Regions from separate parts of the Homo sapiens genome. Here region 1 is linked to region 2. A link is an interaction called in ENCODE POLR2A ChIA-PET data of the cell type or tissue named here. Cell type or tissue: Panc1. All regions are shown on one strand. Region 1 holds the start of GAL (galanin and GMAP prepropeptide). Region 2 overlaps PPP6R3 (protein phosphatase 6 regulatory subunit 3).

Region 1 (2,500 bases), 120 kb after region 2:
GCACAGGGAGCCGGGAACGCCTGCCCTCCCCGCCATCGACGGCTCCCGAGGCCTGAACCTTCGCTCCAGCCCCAGCACAAGCCGGCCAGGGCGCAGGGCCAAGTGTTGCCCGCCATTCCCCGGGTACCCCATGACCTCCCAGCTGGGGCTGGCTCGGACTGAGGAGTCGTCCCTGCCCGTCACCCTCTGGGGTCTCCAGTGCTGCGGAGCTCAGCTGGCTTTTGCAGCGGTAGGGGCTGGGAGGAGAAGCTGCAGGGAGACCGCAGGCGTGGGACGTTGTGGGGGGTCAGGCTTGCTCTGGGGCTGGGACCCCGGGGGGAGCAGTGGGGTTGACGCCACAGCGATGACTTGGGCCACGGGTCTGGGGGCTCTCCCGCGGGGCGATTGGGCTCTGTCTTTCGGGATTAGGGTCTCTCCCACAGGGTTTGGGGTTCTCTCTGCAGATTTGGGGGAGTCTCTCCCGCGGGATGAGGGGGGGCTCTCCGCCGCACCCGCCTATGATGGCCCAGAGGACCCGAGCTCGGGTCACTCCCGTCGCCCTCGGGGCTCGGCGAGGGTGCAGGAGGCGGGCGCTGAGCCGGTGACGCGACTCCGGGCGGCTCCCGGGTGCGCCGCATATATAGCAGCGGCGGCGGTGGCGGCGGCCACACCGGGCGGCGGACACGTGGAGGGACCCGGCCCGCGCCTTCTGCCCCTGCTGCCGGCCGCGCCATGCGGTGAGCGCCCCAGGCCGCCAGAGCCCACCCGACCCGGCCCGACGCCCGGACCTGCCGCCCAGACCCGCCACCGCACCCGGACCCCGACGCTCCGAACCCGGGCGCAGCCGCAGCTCAAGGTACTACTGGCGCCGGGCCGACCCTGCGCCCCCGGGAGGCCTCCCCTTCGGCTTTCCTCTGCCCAGGGACGGTTCTGCCAGGGCCCTGGCCCGGCCGCCGCCTCTGCTCCTCCCCGCAGCCCCGGCACTCCTTGCCTCGGGGCGCAGCCCACTCCGGGTTCCGACCCGCCCGCCCTGTCCTTCCCTTCCAGATGGCCCGAGGCAGCGCCCTCCTGCTCGCCTCCCTCCTCCTCGCCGCGGCCCTTTCTGCCTCTGCGGGGCTCTGGTCGCCGGTAAGTGCGGGGCGCGTCTCCTCCGAGCGAAGGGGACATCAGAGCCGGCCGGGCGTGGAGGGCTTCCTGGAGGAGGCAGCCTCCGCCCTGCCCGCGGGGATGGGGGTGGAAAGTGGAAAGGCGGGCGCTGTCCTGGCTGCGGGCGTCGCGGGAAGGGTCCGGGGCTCCCTGGGATTCCCCCCGCGCGCTTCTCCGAGTGTATCAACAGCCCCGGGCTATAACCAGGCCGCCGGGAGAGCTCTGCGCTTCGGGTCAGCGCCTCGGGAAAGCGAGAAGCTCGCCCGTTCCGCAGGGCTTAGTTAGAATGGAGGGCTAGGAGCCACTGGCGTGGCCTCAGCGTCACTAAAGCAGGTGCAGTGCGCTGAGAGTGCGCGGGCTCAGGCCCTCAAGTGAAGTATTTCGTAAATAAAGTGGTTCCATTTTCATGTCAAATATAGCCGACTTAGGGGTAAACCTGGAATTTCGCGAGCTATCCAAAAGCACATGCATTGTTCTAAGTCCTCTGCCATGCCGGGAAAGCCTGGGTGCACCCATTCAGCATAGGCTCCAGGCACAGCCCTGGCATCTGATCCCCTTTTCTCCCTTCAAGGCCAAGGAAAAACGAGGCTGGACCCTGAACAGCGCGGGCTACCTGCTGGGCCCACGTAAGTGACTGACAGCATGGCCTCCCCACTCCTGACCCCACCTGCCCCTCGCTTTGAACCCTGGCTCCTGCCCCTCCGCCTGCGGCTGGGCAGACCCTCTGGCCTCCCTCTTGACCTCATTGCCCGTCTCCATTGCTCTGCACACTTGATCTGTGTACGGTTCTTTCCAGAAGCTTCTCCTGCCCCGGCTCTGCCGCCCTGTCCCGGGGTGAGATTCCCACCCTGGGCTTTGCTCAAGTTCTCCTGGGCTTTCCCGCCTTGCAGTCCTTACAGGCCCTGTTCTGGGCCTCTCCCCAGGCCCCCGGGTCTCCCAAAACACTCAACTCCTCGGCTTGCAGAGCACCCTAGGTCAGCGGACCCCAAATCCTGCCTCCCTCTTCCCTTTCTCCAAGCTCCACACGGGAATTGCCAGATCGCCTGAAGGCAGCCCAGACAGGCTCCCCTCAAAACAAGGTTCAGGTGACCCTGCCTGCCCAAGCCTGTGTCCCCTCCCTCTCCCTGTCCTGTTGTTGTCACCTGTGTCAGCGGTGTCCCCTGCTGCCTGAGGTGAGCCCTAGCCCTAGATGGGACACTGCAGGCTGACACCTCCCCGTGTCCGCCCCCGCCCCTGTCCCAGGCCTCTACTTTCTCCACATCCTTGGTCTGTGCAGCAATGCCTTCTGACTTTCCTCCAAAGGAGGGGACAAGAGGAGGCCTTGGTTCCCTCCTGTAACTCACCTTCCCCTCCACACCTCACCATCCACCTTAAA
Region 2 (2,500 bases):
TACCCTCTTCCCACCCCAGCGGTACGGTGCCCTCTTCCCACCCCAGCGGTACGGTGCCCTCTTCCCACCCCAGCGGTACGGTGCCCTCTTCCCACCCCAGCGGTACGGTGCCCTCTTCTCACCCCAGCGGTACGGTGCCCTCTTCCCACCCCAGCGGTACGGTGCCCTCTTCCCACCCCAGCAGTACAGTACCCTCTTGCTACTCATGCTACAAGGCCATCATTGCATTATGGAATGCTGTTAAAGCAGTAGAAGGAAATTTATAACATTAAGTGGTTATATTAGAAAAGAAGAAAGAATGTGTGTCAATGATTTAAGCTCCTACCTTACAAATTAAAGGTAAAGGCAGGACAAATTAAACCCAAGGCAAACAGAAGGAAAGAAATAATAAAATTCAGAGCAGAAGTCAGTGGACTTGAGATGAGAAAAATAATACAGAATATCAGTGAAGCCAAAAGCTCGTTCTTTGAAAAAATCAATAAAATTGATAAACTTCCATCCCAATTAGGAAAAAAGTAGAAAAGAGACAAATTACAAATAATAGGAATGACTGTGTGCTATGGACTTTAACACTGTTTCCTGTGGAGTTCAGATGAATAATAAGAGACTACTACAAACAATGCATTAAACAGATTCAGCAGTTTATATGTGATGGACAACTTCCTTAGAGGAAATAATTGCCAAAGATCACTCAAGAAGAAATAGGTAGCATGAGCAGCCCCATATCAGTTGAAGAAATTGAACTTATATTGAAAACCTTTAACAAAGAAAACTCCTGGCCTAGATAGGCTCAATTGGTGAAGTCTACCAAAGATGGAAGAACTCTGTCAGAATACAGTAGAGGGAACTCTTTCCAACTCATTTTATGTAGCCAGCATCACTTTGAAACTATAGTGAACTACACAAAATCATGGGAACAAAAGCTATATTTGTTCCTCTGTATCTGCTGAGGATTGGTTCTAGGACTCCCATGCATACCAAAATCTGCGGTTGCTCAAGTCTCGTATAAATGGCATAGTATTTGCATGTAACCTACACATATCCTCCTGTGTACTTTAAATCATCTCTGGTTTCCTTATACCTTTTTTTTTTTTTTTTTTTTAAGACAGAGTCTCGTTCTGTCACCCAGGCTGGAGTGCAGTGGTGCGATCTCGGCTCACTGCAAGCTCCGCCTCCTGGGTTCACACCATTCTCCTGCCTCAGTCTCCCGAGTAGCTGGGACTACAGGCGCCCGCCACTACGCCCAGCTAACTTTTTTTGTATTTTTTAGTAGAGACGGGGTTTCACCGTGGTCTCGATCTCCTGACCTTGTGATCCACCCCCCTCGGCCTCCCAAAGTGCTGGGATTACAGGCGTGAGCCACCACGCCCGGCCACTTATACCTTATACAATGTAAATGATATATGTTAAGCTGTTTCATTATTTTAAATAGTATTATTTTTTGTTTGGCATTTTTTTCCACCTTTTTTTAGAGATGCAGTCTCACTATGTTGCCCAGGCTGGCCTTGAACACCTGGGCTCTAATGATCCTTCCGCCTCAGCCTCTTAAGTCATTGGGACTAGGTGAACCACCTCGCCCAGCTTTCTCTGAATATTTTTGATTTCCAGTTAATTGAGTCAGTGGACATAGAACCTGTGGATACAGAGGGCCGACTGCAAGTAACAAAATGCCACAAGAGCTGAAATGTAAAATTCCTCAAGAAAATATGAGTGAATCAAGTCTAACAGTATATTGTAAGGATAATATATATCATAACAAAGTATGGTTTGTCTTGGGAATGCAAGGCTCATTCATCCTTCAAAATCTTCACATCAACAGACAGCAGATCTGATCACATCAGATCAATGAAGAAAAAACATATCATCATTTTGTTAAATTCCTTTATGATAAAACATCTCAGCAGATTAGTATTAGAAGGGAACTTGGATGAAAACTGATAAAGCCCTCTTTCATTTTATTTATATTTTTTGAGATAAGGCCTGCCATTCAGACTGGAGTGCAGTGGCACAATCATAGCTTACTATTGACTTGATCTCCTGGGCCTAAGTGATCTTCCCACTTTAGCCTCCTGAAGTAGCTAGGACTACAGGCACAAGCCATCATGTCCAGCCAAATTTTTTTTATGTTTTGTAGCGATGGAGTCTGTGTTGCTACATTCAGAGGGGAGGGGGCGATGTGAGACTGCATCTGTTTACAGATGACAGGATTGTCTTTGTAGAATATCCTAAAGAACATTAAAGAAAAAAAAAAACGCATACTCCTAGAACTAACAAATACATTTAGCAAGATTGCAAGTATGAAGTCAGCACTCAAAAGTTAATTGCATTTCTATGTACTAGGAATGAGCAATTGGAATTTGAAATTTTTTCGAAGTATTATTTTTTATAGCATAGAGAAAAGAAAATACTAAGATACAAACCTAACAAAATGTGTGCAAGGCTTAATGCCCCAAAACTATAGAATATTGATGAAATCAAAGATGACCTACATAAATGGAGA

The links. ChIA-PET counts read pairs that join two places held together with the same protein. Peaks named below come from ENCODE experiments on the same cell type or tissue, not always from the same donor. Only the 100,000 strongest peaks of a DNase experiment are listed, where the experiment ranks them.
Region 1: POLR2A ChIA-PET joins it to region 2 with 5 read pairs; 2 of 35 experiments call an interaction of 5 or more read pairs at or near these places.

Annotation. Positions count from the first base shown.
Region 1 is chr11:68,683,898-68,686,397 of GRCh38, forward strand. GAL (galanin and GMAP prepropeptide) reads left to right here and starts at 647. Exons shown (of 6, transcript NM_015973.5): 1 at 647-835; 2 at 1,027-1,107; 3 at 1,697-1,751. The coding sequence starts at 1,027. The region is part of intron 2 of LOC107984343 (a long non-coding RNA gene); the gene reads right to left. RefSeq lists enhancers at 1-41, 718-1,393. In Panc1, no CTCF peak of the experiment used is centred here; no DNase peak of the experiment used is centred here; H3K4me3 peaks cover 656 bases; H3K27me3 peaks cover 425 bases.
Region 2 is chr11:68,559,813-68,562,312 of GRCh38, forward strand. The region is part of intron 8 of PPP6R3 (protein phosphatase 6 regulatory subunit 3); the gene reads left to right. Among named protein-coding and RNA genes, the nearest start is that of PPP6R3, 100 kb to the left of the region's middle. In Panc1, no CTCF peak of the experiment used is centred here; no DNase peak of the experiment used is centred here.